Linked DNA regions of Mus musculus: region 2 is linked to region 1. Evidence: chromatin loops called from intact Hi-C (ENCODE). Cell type or tissue: heart. All regions are shown on one strand.

Region 1 (8,000 bases):
AACGCAATATGAAAATGAGCTCAATCCTAGGACAGATAAATCACAGAAAACAAAGTACAAGTTACCCTGAGCATGAAGAAGTGGGTTGAAAACTACGATTAAGTGTTTATGTTTCGGGGGATGGGGGTTGTGGGAAACAGGCATTCTCCCACACTGCTGGGGTGAATAAAGTGAGCAGAGTGTATGAGGGGAAGCTGCCAAACCTTATCAAAGCAGGCAGAGATTGGGAGCGCTGGAACCGGCTGGAGCCGGCGGTCCAACTTCCTAGGAATCTATTGTAAAGATACACTTGTGCACAAAGAACAGGATGTCCACTCAAGGACTGCAATGGGCGAACAATGCCTGTCTAAAGGTCTAAGTATTAGCTATTCCATCAGCGGGACACAACCGAGCAGTGCAGCTCCACCTGTATTAACCGAAAGAGGTGAAATATACTGTGAAAGTGTGTTTTTACCGACAATTTTGATTTTTTTAACGGTTTGCATAAATTAGGGGTTTTGTCGGTACAGTGAATTTTTAAAAACTATGCATACTGGCACTTGGTGAAGTGAAACGCTCACTCTGTGCAAAGCTAGTTTTGTCACTTGTCAGAAGGGGACAAGACAGTAACTCTTGCCTCTAGCTGGCAGGCAAAGCCTGTCAACTCCAACCTGTCTCCTTTCGTGAAGAAAGCAGACAACCCCAGAAATGCAGATTTCTGGGCCCCATTCCAGATCCACCGAAATGGAATCATGAAATGACCACAGAGATCTGCCTTTTTTAAAAAACAAAACAAACAAACAAACAAAAAAACAAAACAAGATCCACTCGAGATTCCGGAGGCGGGGTGGGGTGAGGTGAGGTGGTGTACTTCTAATGCCTTCGGACTAGCTTGCGCATCCTGTTTTCTTGACCCTGCTGGCAGTCACTGTCAAGCTCCAGACGTGGAATGTCACTCGAGACCCAGGCCTATCTCAAGCTCTCATTTAGGCCAAGGTCGAGCACCTGGATTCTCTACTGCCTCCCTGTTCTCTCGACTGGGATCGGTCCGGGTCTGCTAAAGGGGTCTGAAAGCTCCCGGAACTCCAGGTAAGGGTTGCGGAGAGCAGCGGGAATGGTGTGTGGCTGTGCTGGGAATTAAGCCGTTTAGAATACAAAGAAAAGGAGTAAAAGACAGAAATCAAAGATAATTTCCTCGGTGACAAAAGAAAAATGTTCCGACTCCGCCGGGACTCGAACCCGGAACCTTTGAATGCCTTCAGCCTCTAGAAGTCCAATGCGCTATCCATTGCGCCACGGAGCCACCTGTTGGAGGTTCCGCGCATCTGCCGTATTAAGCTAGAGGCAACGGCCCTGCTCCCGGGCCGACACCATCGCGGCCGCCTCCGTCGCCGGAGCCCACCCGCCGCGCCTAGGTCACCTCCAACGGTAACGGCGAGGCCGGCGAGCGCCCAGCCGCCCGGGAACCGCCGCTGCTCAGCTCAAGGGCCGCGGCTGCGGGCCGTGGGTCGGGAAAGCGCAGCGGGAGCCAGTCGTCCGTGGCCGACTCCGCCTGTCCCTCCCCGGCTCCCCGCCTGCCCCGCAACCCCGCCTACCGGTGTCCGGAGGCCGCTCCCCTCCGGCCCGGGCCGCCGAGGCTGCAGGCCCAGACCGGCCGTTGCGCCGTCGCGCCGGGCACTTCTGTCGCCACCTGCGAGAGGCGAGGGCGAGCGGCCGCGCCCGGGGCTACGAGGCGAAGGCGGCGACCCATCGCGGGGCCCCCGGGCTCTTCCCTGACGCCTGGACCTGCGGCTGCGAGTGCGGGCCGAGGCGACGTCTGTGTGCGTGCTTGTGCGTGTTTATCTGCGCGGGGCTTCGGGGAAACGGGGTTTGGGTTGCATTTCGCTCCCCACAGACCCAGAGCCGAATTTCTGAGGTATCCGGGCTCTGGTGGCCTGAGGGGGGCGACGCGCCCCGCACCGAGGCATCCTCCCGGGAGCTTTATCCACTATGCCGCCGCCGCCGAGGAGCGGCCGAGCCGCGCAGCCGCCGATGCCCGCGCGCGCCCCACGCGCGTCCGAGTGGGCGGCCTCTGGAGGCGGACGGCGCGGGTGGGGATCGCGCGGGTGCGAGCGCCTCGGCTGCAGGGCGCGCGGCCGAGCGTGATGGCGGGGTCCCCACATCCCCCACCCGCCCGGTGCCAGCGCTGGACCCCGCATTTCTTTGCTCAGAAGGGCGGGGTCGCCGCGAATCTGAGCGGCGGCGTGGGAGGGAGTGGGTCTTCGGTTCCCTAATCCCCTCCCCATCTCCATCAGGGCGACCCCGAAGCCCGAGGGAAGAGAACTAGCTAAATAATAAAAGCCCAGTTGCTAGGCAACGGCCGCTGCCAGACAAAAGCCCAGGCTCCGGCTCCAATCAGCGTGCGGCTCTCTCGACCCCGCCTTCTTAGGACTCGCGTGGTGCGACCTGACGCTGACACCTCTGCACCAAACCAGCTTCCGTCTGTGCCCACCGGGTGGTCTCTGCCAGGCAGAATTGGCCATCAAAGGATAGGGTCTTTGCCTCGCACGGTTCGCTAAAGGGGGAGAGGAAATTCTCAGTGGGGAAGGGCATTTTTATATTAAGGGGTAAGTATCAGCGTCCCCATTATCGAAGGGAAAACCGCAGCTACAGTAAGTTAAATCACACACATAGGAGTACCCCAGCTAGTGAGGCAAACTATAAAGAGTCAGACTTTATTCTACCTTGCAGGCTGATTACATTATCTTTCACGGCTTTATCGATATTGACAGAACACGTGTGGACTATTGACGACAAAAGCAGTAGCCAGAGGGGCAGCATGTTTATGAGTTCCCTGAACTCGGATTCTCTGAGGAACAAGGCATATGGGCCCCAGATGCATGCTTGCACACAAAATGGTTTTCATTACAGGCGAGGATTGCTGAGCTCAGAAACTACTATGTTTTATGGTGAGCGGCAAGCAAGCCTGTTCTTTGTTCTGTCGGGAGACATTACCTCATCTCAGAATTGCTCCTTGCAAACACAACTCTGAAATAGGGCCCAAAGAAAGTGATTGGCCTGGCGTTCTTGGCATACCCACCAAGAGCATGAAATGACACTGCTGGTGACTTGCCTCTACAGTGACAGAGTTCTGTCTGATGCCAGGCCTATTTCATTCCATAAGAGCACTTTCCTTAACAACAAGGGTCTTAAACATTGTTATGCCTCTTAAAATGGCCAATACCCCTTGAAATAGAACAATACATTAAAACCAGCTCTTTATAAACAGTATCTTTACTGAAGGCTGCAATATGTTACTCGCTGGTGACATCTCAAGGGCTCCAGTGGTTCTTAATACTTGTTTACGGCTCGCGTAGGGAAAGAGACACTCAATGCTCGCTGTGAAAACAATACAAAGAAATTTTACCTGGAAGCGTTGGTGCAAAATCTCCAATTCTGCGGCGTCGTGGACGTGCTTAGCGATTGTGACTCATACTCCAAGTTCTAAGGAAGGAACAATAAAGCATATGCTAAGGAGAGATGTGCAGGTAATCATAATGAACTAAAGAGTTGGAGATAGTTCATGCCTTCCGCTGGTTGAGACCTAAACATTCTCATCTATGAGCAGCAAGACTGAGACAGCATTAGCAGAGATTATGGGGGAACCATGCTTGTGTGAAGCATTTAAGACAAGGTCCTACGGCTGGATGTACGGCAGATAACGTGGTGCTTCTCAGCCAACAAGCGGTTTATAGAGTCTCTTTTCCAGGGGCAGGTGTATTATCCTAGAAAAAGAATGAGGACGTGTACTGGGTTGCTATATGAAGAGAATAATTTAATGGGGTTTTGCTCTCCGTTATAAACTAAGAGCTGACTGGGAATATAGAATAGACAGCAATTATACATCTGAACCAAGAACTCCTGCTAGGACAAAAAGCAACCTCTCCCTGTCAGCAGAGGGAGCCAGAGCATGGGCTACAGTCGCCTCCTACAGAGGGCTCTGCTCTTCCCTAGAGTTGCCACCCCCCAAGACAACTGTGACTCAGCAACAATACCCTGTTTGGGTGTTCAAACCCAATACACAGCGTTAGGGGCTGCGTTTGTCTGGCAGGATTAGCTCCAAGTTGCTACATTGTTCTAGGTGCCCTTGGATGCATGTCTGCATTCTCCTGAATCTCTAAAGAGCTGTGTTGCTAGCAACTTTTATTAGCTTTGCTTTACTCTAGAGGGTACCATTGGTGAATATTTGGTATGGCACAGGCCTACTGTGAGAGGTAAAGTATAAATTTATCATCAAGGACTGCACATTCCCTGAGAGGTATGTAGCCTATGGATATGAAGCAATATAAATATAATGTAAATATAGATTTCATATATAAGGTAATGTATGAAAAGTAGAAAATTGTAATTGGGTATCTCTGAGAGCAAAGTATCTTTTAGCCTGAATCCCCAAATAATAAGCACAGACTACTATATAATATGTGGTAGGAGTTTGAGGTCATGAACTGATGTTCAAGTCTTGGCTCTGCCTCTTGTTTTCAAGACTTGATTCTGAGCCTTCTTTTCCTGGTCTGAGAAACCATCACAGTACTGTGAGGACTAGTGCTTGCAGGAATTTACCTCAGTGCTGGCACAATGTAAATGTGACAGCTGGCTTTTGATATTGTTGTTAGCAGTCATCTGTCAATCGAGAAAGCCAGAACTCTCAGGTCCTGGAGAAACAGGGTTCAGACACAGCCTCAGTTAAGCTTGTTGCAACTCCCAGTCTCCCTGCCCTGCCCTACACAGCGCGTATCAAGCCTGCTACCACTTATCTCCTCTGCCTGAAAACACTGGAATTCAAATTCAAGGTTTTCCCGAAGTTTGAACAGCTAATTGTTTTCAGTTGTTCAACTACAGCCATAAACAAGGGTGTAGACCACCCCAGAGGACTTTTGAAGACAAGTGTCTTGGCAGAGAAAACCTGGAGCAACATTTAAGAGTTGGAACTTTTTTCCTAAAATATTTAAGTGCTGAGTTTCAGCCAGGCAAGTAACTAAACCATACTAAGCATCAAGATGTGACTAAAGGAAAGAGAATAAAAATTTCAAAGGTGAAGAAATGTAGACATTGAGCCAGCGAGAACTCTTAGCTTGTACCTGCTCCTGCTGCCAAGCCTGCGGATCCAAGTTCAGTGCCCAAGACCCGCAGGCTGGAAGGAGAAAACTGACTTCTGAAAGTTGTCTTCTAGTCCCTGACACCACACCACACACACACACACACACACACACACACACACACACACTTTTAAAGTAATTCAGATATCAGAGGGGGCGGGGAGGAGAGAGCAGAGCAGAAAAATGGAGGTGAACGAATCCTCATGGAGGTATGGGGTGGGGGAGGGGAGGCTAGGAGGATAATCTGGGCAGACAGGAGTGCAGGCCAGGCTTGGCAGAGGAGCTGGAGCAGGCTTGATTCAGATTGTCGGCCTGATGCAATAGGCAGTGGGAAGCTGAGTAGCGTAGTCAGAGGGCCAGTGAGATGTTATACCCCATTTTTGCTGCCAAGAGGTTGGACAAAGGCCCAGACTGACCTAGATCTTTCATACTAGACAAGCATCGTACCCAGATAAGCCAGAGTGCCTTACTGGTCCCTGGGAAAAGATTTCAATTAGTAATAATTGTTCCAGGAATACAGTTCATTGGCGATGATATACTGCCTCTGGACCACTGATGGAGACAAGTACTCTCCTTGTTCTCCCGAAGGGGCATTGGAAACTAGCAAGGTCAGACAAAAGAGCACAGAGAAGCACAGCAAATGGCTTCCGGGTTAGGTGTTAAAACTCATTATTTTACTAGGGCTTCTCTTCCTAGCTCTAAATCCATATTAAGCAGGTATCAAGATTCCACTCCCAAATCTCAGAATTAATCTGATCATTCTCCTTGTTGCCCCTCCATGTCTTAGAGTAATTGTAGCCTTTTGCGTTGTACTGGAGGGAGGTTGTAGGCTGAGGAAGGAGAAGTCATATCACTAATGATGTTCATCTCAGCCTATCAGCACATTGTTAGTGTACTGATACAGAGGATTTAGAGCAGCGCCAGGATGATCCAGGCAAGACTGAGCATGGAGCTTCAGCTAGGTTATGACCATACCCCAGCCCTGGAGATGATGGTTAAAGAAGATCCTAGAGCCACAGTGTCTGTTCTTTGGGGGCTTCAGCTGTTTCTTCCTACCACATTTCTATCATAGAGCCCCACAGATGACCCCAGCGGACCCCCACAGTTGACCCCAGCAAGCCCTTGTCTTAATTTTTGTCAACACATTGCTTTCTTTTCCTTTTTTCTTCTCTTCTCTTCTCTTCTCTTCTCTTCTCTTCTCTTCTCTTCTCTTCTCTTCTCTTCTCTTCTCTTCTCCTCTCCCCTCCCCTCCCCTCCCCTCCCCTCCCCTCCCCTCCCCTCCCCTCCCCTCTCCTCTTCACTCTGTAGACCTTGCTGACCTTGAACCCGGAGATGCACCTATGTCTTCCTCCCAAGTGCAGGGATTAAAGGCACGCACCACACCCACCACCACCTGGCTAGGTTTCATAATCTAACTAGAAATAACATCACTTTTAAAATTCCTTCATTTGCTACTGCGTTGTAAGAATCTTTTCTTGGTCTGTTTTTGAACCAGTTCCCTGTGCTGGCTTAACCTGGCTGTGTAGCCCACGATGATCTTGAACTTTTGATCCTCCTGCCTCCACCTTCCAAGTGCTAGTATTACAGGCCTGCACTTGCACCACCAAGCCCACTGGTACGTAGTGGTGAGGATGAACCCATTGCTGTGTGCATGCTAGGCAAGCATTCTACCAACTAAGCTACACCCTCAGCCCCCACGTGCCAGAGCTTTCAAATGGCATCTGCTTTACCTTGTCTCCGCCAAGCCCTAGCAAGTTATGTAGGAACTGGGTTTTTGCAGGCAGGGGTAGTTTTCGAAACCTCATCCATTCCCCACCCTGTGATCACATAACCTTATTATTAAATTTAAGACCAACTACTGTTGAGGTAGCCTGGCTGGTCTCTGAAGAGTGAAAAAAGAGGAAGAGAATGTCTCAGACATGCCTGGCTGAGGGCGGGGATCAGGGGGCAGAATGATGGGGTGGGTGAGTTTGGAGGCAGCCGTATGACACTGAGAAATTAATTCTTTTCACAACTTAAGAGAGAGAAGAAACTCCATTCATTCTCCCTCCCTCCCACTGGGGATCAAACTGAGTTCATTAGGCTTGCTCAGCACGCACCTGTGTCCACTGCCGTCCTGCCTGTCCCTGGTTGTTTGGGATAGGATTTCTCTGTAGTAAAGGCTGGCCCGGATTTCCCCACATAGCCCAAACTGGGTTTGAGCTTTTTATGCTCCTGTCTCAGCTTCTCAAATACTGGGGTTACAGACGTCTGTTACCCTGCTTGGGTACAGAGAATCATTTCTGTTTCTCGGTGTTGTCAGGAGGAGCTGGGATGCTGACACTCACATGCCTGCAAGGTCTGATAATAGTGATTTGTTGTTGATTCACACATTATTCCAGGCTTTGGCAGCTTAAAACAATAAAATCCTATCATCTCTGTTGCTCAGCTGAGGGGTTCTGGCTCAGGGTACCTCTCTAGGTTTTCCGGGATAGTAATTATCTGGGGTTCACTGAGGCTGGGGACCTGGTTGGAAGGAGGTATCGGTTCCTCGCCCCTCCAGAGAGGCCTGCTTTAGATAAAAGACACAATTATCCTAGTAAATATGACCGAGTCAAATCATGCCATACATGCCTCATTGCACACCTGTCCCTGTGATAAGCAGACAGACATGGCACCTCCTGGCTGCCAGGTAAAGGGTGGCATGGCTCTCGGGTGGCACAACTACCTTGGTGACTTGGAGCGGTGATTTCATCCCACTCATCAGACCCCCTTACCCTATTTACATTTTTCTCTATTAAACTGTTTTTACTTCTTTACCTGTTCAGTAAATAACCCCTAGGTGCCTGTTTAGGCTGGGTATTTTGTGGGGTTCAGTATAAGAATAAAGCGTTGCCCATCTTTCTG
Region 2 (8,000 bases), 490 kb after region 1:
CACACACTCTCTCTCTCACACACACATGAACATACCCTCTCACACACACTCATGAAGACATGCGCGTGCACACATACATACTCATGAACAATAATACACACACACATGCATGCACACACACACTCATGGAAATATGCATTTAAAAAGCCTGAGTTGTACTAGCAGCAGAAGTGTATACTTGAAAGCTTTCTTCAGATAAATTCAGAAATAATGTGAGCCTTTAATAATAGAAAGAATCTTTGAGGATGTTGTGAATTTAGTGCTTGGATCCATTTGGTTGAAGAATAAGGGAAATATGTTTGAGCACTGGCACCCTAGTGTTGCACAATGTGTGTGTGTGTGTGTGTGTGTGTGTGTGTGTGTGTGTGTGAGAGAGAGAGAGAGAGAGAGAGAGAGAGAGAGAGAGAGAGAGAGAGCCTGTGTGTATTTTCCATGGCTTTGTACATGTCTCAATGACGTTGTCACTCTGTTTGCAGGACTCTTTCTCTCGTGTGTTTCACATGGAGTGTGAGGAAGTAGGAAAACCCTCTGATCCTTTAACGAGGTAAAGTACACTCCCTGACTCGCTCACAAGGAGAGCACGCTGCTAAGAAGTGCTTTGTTAGTCTGGGGTAAGCTGTATAGGTGACAGGCTGTTTGCCCTGCAAAGGCCATTGTATTTCCTAGGATACCTTCCCTGGTGTTAATCGACAGAGAATTATTTCTTATAGCAGAACTCTGGTTAGCACAGGCTTGTTCTGTTCTTATGAACTCGTTCAGCTAAGAACCACAAATACTGCTCTTCTGTTACATTTTTTTCTGTTTACATATCTGGAAATATCGTAGATTTCCTGGCAAGCTTTCTGTAAGACTATTCCAAGTTGGAATCGGCCATGAGAATTTACCTAGGAACAGGAGGAGGTCTACCATCCTAATCTTAGACATCTATGTACCCGCTCTTTTCCACCGTTTTTAAATATGTACTCATTTTTCTATTAATAGTATTTATTTTGAAAAGTATGTGCTGTGTTTGTAGATGGAGGATAAGACGCAGTTATCCCAGTCTGGCAAGTGCTTTCTGGAGATTGTGAAGTGGATTTAGGGCACACTACTAAATGTTCTTACTAATATTTTTTTTTTTAACCATACCAAAAAACATTATTGTTCTCTCAAATGCTAGGATATTCTTTTTTCCTTTTTAAAAAATTAGATAGTTTCTTTATTTACATTTCAAATGTTATCCCCTTTCCTAGTTTCCCTTTCTCCCAGAAACCCCCTATCACATCCTCCTTCCTCCTGCTTCTATGAGGGTGTTCATCCACCAACCCACCCACTCCCACCTCCCCTCCCTTGATTCCCCTACACTGGGGCACTATTGAGCCTTCATAGGACCAAGGACCTTTCCTCCCATTGATGCCTGACAAGGCCATCCTCTGCTACATATGTAGCTGGAGCCATGTGTACTCCTTTGTTGATGACTCAGTCCCTGGGATCTTTAAGGAGGTCTGGTTGGTTGATATTGTTGTTCTTCCCATGGTGTTGCAAACCCCTTCAACTCCTTCAGTCCCTTCTCTAAGTCCTCTATTTAGGGACCCCGAGCTCAGTCCAATGATTGGCTGCTAACATCACCTCTGTATTTGTAAGGCTCTGGCAGGGCCATTTCAGGCTCCTTTCAGCATGCTCTTTTTGGCATCCACAATAGTGTCTGGGTTTGGTAACTGTATATGGTATGAATTCCCACGTGGGACAGTCTCTGGGTGGCCTTTCCTTTAGTCTCTGCTCTACACTTTATCTCCATATTTTCTCCTTTGAGTATTTTGTTCTCCTAAGAAGGACCGAAACACCCACACTTTGGTCTTCCTTCTTATTGAGCTTCATGTAGTCTGTGAATTATATCCTGGTTATTTGGAGCTTTTGGGCTAGTATCCACTTATCAGTGAGTACATACCATGTGTTTTCTTTTGTGATTGGGTTACCTCACTCAGGATGAGATTTTCTGTTTGCCTAAGAATTTCATGAATTCATCGTTTTTAATAGCTGAGTAGTACTCCATTGTGTAAATGTACCACATTTTCAGTATCCATTCCTCTGTTGAAGAATATCTGGGTTCTTTCCAGCTCCTGACTACTATAAATAAGGCTGCTATGAGCATAGTGGGGCATGTGTCCTTATTACATGTTGGAGCATCTTCTGGGTATATGCCTAGGAGTGATATAGCTGGGTCCTCAGGTAATACTATGTCCAATTTTCTGAGGAACCGCCAAACTGATTTCCAGAGGGATTGTACCAGCTTGCATTTCCACCAGCAATGGAGGAGTGTTCCTCTTTCTCCACATTCTTGCCAGCATCTGCTGTCACCTGAGTTTTTGATTTTAGCCATTCTGACTGGTGTGAGGTAGAATCTCAGGTTGTTTTGATTTGCATTTCCCTGACGACTAAAGATGCTGAACATTTATTTAGGTGCTTTTCAGCCATTTAGTATTCCTCAGTTGAAAATTCTTTGTTTAGCTCTGTAGCCCTGTTTTTAATAGGGTTATTTGGTTCTCTGGAGTTTAACTTCTTGAGTTCTTTGTATACATTGGATATTAGCCCTCTATCGGATGTAAGACTGGTAAAGATCTTTTCCCAATCTCTTGGTTGCCTTTTTGTCTTATTGACAGTGTCCTTTGCCTTTGCAATTTTATGAGGTACCATTTGTTGATCCTTGATCTTACAGCACAAGCCATTGCTGTTCTGTTTGGGAATTTTTCCCCTGTGCCCATATGTTTGAGGCTTTTCCCCACTTTCTCCTCTTTAAGTTTCAGTGTCTCTGGTTTTATGTGGAGGTCCTTGATCCACTTGGACTTGAGCTTGGTACAAGGAGATCAGAATGGGTCAATTTGCATTCTTCTATATGCTGACTGCCAGTTGAACCATCACCATTTGTTAAAAATGCTGTCTTTTTTTCCCCAATGGGTGGTTTTAGCTCCTTTGTCAAAGATCAAGTGACAATATGTGTATGGGTTCATTTCTGGGTCCTCAATTCTATTCCATTGACCTACCTGCCATTCTAAAGAACAGAAATCCACCAAGATGAGGTACCAGAAGTTGTTAAGCATTTATCATACTTTTCAGCTCTTAAAAGCTATATATATATATATGATGATTCTATGATGCTGTAACAACTTTGTTGCTTTTGTTACTATATAAATATGAGTAACTATGCATCCACTATTATGTATAATTGCCTTTACTCCACAGGACAAAGTGAGTTGGTATGATGCTTGTCAAAAGTATGAAACAAGTTATGTAGGCAAACCTTTTGTACTCATGCTGCAGCGTGTATCTGTTTAATTATTTTCATATTGACATTTTGATTTGCACTACAAATTCAACCAATATCTTCTAATATTTAGTGACAGCTGGACAAACCTAGTGAAATAGTGACCTCTGCTGGTAAATATACATTTTAAAACAGCAAAAGCAAAGATTTATAAATGTTTGGTTTCTTTTTGATAAATTCTGTCTGTAGGCCAAATGAAAGATACTTTACCATTTATAATTGTCTACCATTCCAAGTAACTTATAAAATATTTTTATAAGGGACAAATATGCTAGTGTGGTTATTTTAAAAGAGACAAATTCTAACTGATTTTTAAACTAATATTATGGCAATAGAAACTATGCATTGTCAATGGCTTTTCTTACCCTACCATTTCAAAGTTAGCCTTTACTCTAATAATGCAGTAAAAGACCATTTATTCATGAGATAAAATTATTGAAAATGGTTTATTAATAATATTAGCTATCTGGCTTAACTTTATGACAACTGAATGATCAAAGGTGTTTAACAGCTTTAACATTTTGAGAAAGTGTTGTTGATATTGACACTTAATGTTTATTGTATTGTTATATAGTATAAAGTATAATACATATTACATCTATATCTTATACTTCTCTAATTGATTACAAATGGTACAATGATTTAGTACTCTCTATTTCTCAGTACTAAACATTTTGCGAGTTCAGAACTCATCTATGAGATGAAGTGCTGTACAATTTATGTTAACAATTAAATAAATCATTTCTATTTTTAAGCTCTTCTCTATTGATTGAAAGTCATGGGTTCTGAGCCTAGGGATTCAACCTGCTTGATAAACTACTTGCCACGCATGCACATAGCCCTGGGTTTGATCGATAACACTGCATAAGCCAGGTATGCTTGCACACACATGTAATCCTGGCACTGCAGAGATGGAGATGGTGAGGAGGTAGGGTCACATGGTCATGTGTAGCTCCACAGTACGTGCAAAGGCAACATGGACTAGAGACCCTGTCTACAATATTAAAGGATAAAAATTCAGGGCTGTTTTCAGATTATTTTCTTTTATATGCTTAAATAACATTGAGTACAGTTTTCACATGTTAGATATCAAAATGTGAACAACTATTCCTGTGAACCTTGTATATCTTTATTAGAATTGTTATGTAAGCAAGATGAAGTTAGTAGTGACTTTAGAGTTGGCTTGTCACCCCAGATTCCAGAAGTGGGGTACACTTCCAGGTGATGGGAGGTTTTTTTTTCTGTGCTGTGATACAGAGCTCATGTTGGAATTGTGTTAACCCTTTATTTTCAGGAGACATTTTAGTCCTGCTATTCCATCCTTGTGATATTTATTTTTCTTAAATAAGTGTGCCTTTTAATTATGAAATGATAAACACATAGATTTTCTCCTTCATATTAGTCTTGGACTATATATACTAGCTAGAACTTGTTATTGATTATTAAATTAAAAAATACAAATGTAGTTCAACTTAAGAAAAACTACTTCCTATGCTCTCTTTTTTTTTTAAATTTTATTTTTTTACTTATTCACTTTATATCTTGCTCACTTCTCTGCTCCCCTCCTGGTCACCCCTCCCACAATCCTTCCCCCATTCCCTTCTCCCCTTCTCCTCTGAGCAGGTGGGGACCCCTGGGGATACCCCACCCCACCCTGGCACTTCAAGTCTCTGTGAGGCTAGGTGCTTCCTCTCCTACTGAGGCCAGACAAGGCAGCCCAACTAGGAGAACATATCCCACATTCAGGCAACAGCTTTTTGGACAGCCCTTGCTCCAGTTGTTCAGGACCCATATGAAGGCCAACCTGCACATCTGCTGCATGTGCAGGGAGGCCTAGGTCTAGCCTGTGGATGTTCTTTGGTCGGTGGTTCAGACTCTGAGAGCCCCAAGGGTCCAGATTAGTTGACTCTGTTGGTCTTCCTGTGGAGTTCCTATTCCCTACTACATTTAAAGTGAGAAAAATTCCATTGCAAAGATAACAGGCACCAAGCAGAGGAATGTAGAACTCAGACTGTATTTAACTACAGGTAATGCTGTATACTAGCTAGTGTGTGATTTCTTTGATCTCTGAAGCTTCAATTTCTTCTTCTGTAATGATAGAATTTCATTAAGGCTCAAAAGGACCTAATACCTGTACATTTTCAAAACCCTTCCCTGTAGCTTGTAGCTGCTGTCCCAGGCGTGTCTTGGGTTCACATCAGCCTACAAAGGTTCCTGTGAACTTCTGCAACTCAGAAAGCCTTACCTTCCCCCCAAATTCCCTGCCCTTGCTTTCTCAGAAATTTTCTCTTATGCAGCTCTGTTGATATCTACTCTACAAATACTGAAATGTATGACTTAGCCCAGCGCTTCCAGAAGGAGATGCTGAGACCTGTTTAAATGTGCACAGTGTGCTCTGGAAAACTAAAAGGGAGAATGATGTGGGAGAGGCTAGTGGAGTCAACTTGACTGTCCTATCTGGTCTGTTGTCTGTGGGGTATGCGGGGAATGAACGAGGGGTGGGGGAGGTTGTGTGCTCCTGTCTTAGACAGCTGCAAAGGCTAAGGAAAGCCTAGCAGGGTTGCTGGTGAGCCTTCTACCTGAAGTTTTCTTGGCTGTAGAATCCTGGGTCTCAGAAGAACAGTCTTGATTTAGTGTCCTGGTGGGCTTTGTCTTGGGACATCCCTGGGAGGCATGGCCTTGAAAGTGGCCTCTAGAGATCAGCAGCTGAGACATCAAGCCAATCAAGCCACATGCACTTCCTGCTGCTTAATCTCTAAGACACTTTATAAGGCCACCGTGGTATCGCTGTTATTTAAAGGATGACATCCCATCCGCGTTCATTGTATTACACTTTGAAAGCCTTCACTATCTATTCTATCTAGCCAAACATTTTTTGGCTAGAAACACTCATTTTATTCTTTTTTCTCCCCAGAACATTTATTTTTCACTAAGACTTTCCCAGAGGACATAAGTAACCTTGTCACCAGCCCCAGTCCCTCATGAAAGGTTAGCTCACTCACTGCTATAAAGAAGTTCCAGACCTTTTCGAGGACTGGTAACAACCTTAACTGGCAAAGAACACTTTCTTTCTTCTTTTTTTTTTGTGGTAATCAAAGTCATTATTTATTTATTTTTAATTAGGTATTTCTGAATTAAAATAACTTCCAAACGCTGACACCATTGCATACACTAGCAAGATTTTGCTGAAAGGACCCAGATATGGCTGTCTCTTGTGAGACTATGCCGGGGCCTGGCAAACACAGAAGTGGATGCTCACAGTCAGCTATTGGATGGAACACAGGGACCCCAATGGAGTAACTAGAGAAAGTACCCAAGGAGCTGAAGGGATCTGCAATCCTATAGGTGGAACAACAATATGAACTAACCAATACCCCCCTCCCCCGAGCTTGTGTCTCTAGCTGCATATGAATCAGAAGATGGCCTAGTCGGCCATCAGTGGAAAGAGAGGCCCATTGGTCATGCAAACTTTATATGCCCCAGTACAGGGGAACACCAGGGCCAAGAAGTAGGAGTGGGAGGGTGGGGGAATGGGGGGGGGGGAGCGTGTGGGGAACTTTTGGGATAGCATTGGAAATGTAAATGAAATAAATACCCAATTAAAAAAAAATAATAATGTTTAAGTAAAACAAACAAACAAACAAAGCAGAAAAAGGGCAATGGATATTTCATAATGAAATTTTCATTCATGTTCTGTTGCCAGACATCCAGTCTGGCTAAAGTGTAACAAAATGGAAACAGGATGACTGTCATAGAAAGTGTTCACTACAACTTGCTGTGCACAACTGCTCCAAGTCCGCCCTTAACCCCCAATGCTTCCAACTTAATTACTTCCCAGCCTGTTGGGCATTGATGAAGGAACAGGTAGGTCGTCTCTCTGACCCAGTCTTTGTCCTAAGGCTCATACGTCTGTCTGTGCATCAGCTCTGTGAAGAAGGCAGCAGAGATCTGCCAGATCAGTGATAAAATCAAGTATCTGACCAGTATCCTATGTGATGGGAGACGCTGGGTTCCATTCTCTCCTTTACACATTTTACAATTGCTCTCCATGCACTCATTCACAGACTTGTTGTCAGCGTAAATCCTGCCTTCTGGACTCTTGGCAGGCAAAGCCAGCAAAATGGCCGTCAAACCACGTGCTTTGCTGCAACCTGCTGCCAACACTGCTGCCTCCGCCCAAGTGCCCAGCCGCCCGCTTTATTTTTGATATGCTACAGCTATTTAACATTTCTCTAATGTATGTAGAACTGACTCATGTCAGAAATTTGTTTTACACCGTTGTTCTCTCTCTTTTTTTTAATTCTTATTCTTTTTTACCGCACTTTTCTTTTCCGATCTCTTTACCCATTCCTAAGGTGCAGCTAGCTTTATAAACATCTCTGCAATGTCCTTTTTTTCCTAATGGGACCCACTTGAATGTTCTCTATTCTTCTTCTCCACATATGATGTTTGTGTTGTTACCAGTAGTATTTTGGAAGGTTAGTTTTTGTTGTGAATCATGTATACATTAAATAAAAACCGCTTAGATAGGAATGCAAGATAGTGTTCTCTGTATAGGACAGGGAAGCTGCATCTATGATCATAACAATACAGTTACCTAAATAAGACCTGCACAATAATAACACTCGTTGACAGGCCAGCATGGAGAGGGGAAATCTCACAAGGTCCCACTCCCAGCTGAAAAACCATAGGCAATTAA

What was found. Peaks named below come from ENCODE experiments on the same cell type or tissue, not always from the same donor. Only the 100,000 strongest peaks of a DNase experiment are listed, where the experiment ranks them.
Region 2: it touches region 1 in a loop (2.6-fold over the local background); 4 of 42 quality-filtered maps call a loop at or near these places.

The regions. Positions count from the first base shown.
Region 1 is chr3:122,291,751-122,299,750 of GRCm38, forward strand. It overlaps n-TRtct2 (a tRNA gene), which reads right to left and starts at 1,282; the gene lies at 1,198-1,282. It overlaps Mir760 (microRNA 760), which reads right to left and starts at 1,953; the gene lies at 1,835-1,953. It also overlaps Gm40190. In heart, CTCF peaks have their summits at 1,287, 1,555 and 3,895 (motif pointing right); DNase peaks (open chromatin) are centred at 991, 1,321, 1,541, 2,361 and 1 weaker place; H3K4me3 peaks cover 2,724 bases; H3K27ac peaks cover 2,963 bases; H3K27me3 peaks cover 682 bases.
Region 2 is chr3:122,781,091-122,789,090 of GRCm38, forward strand. Pde5a (phosphodiesterase 5A, cGMP-specific) reads left to right here. Exons shown (of 21, transcript NM_153422.2): 7 at 477-544. It also overlaps the pseudogene Gm34139. Among named protein-coding and RNA genes, the nearest start is that of 4930447N08Rik, 17 kb to the right of the region's middle. In heart, a CTCF peak has its summit at 3,418 (motif pointing left); no DNase peak of the experiment used is centred here.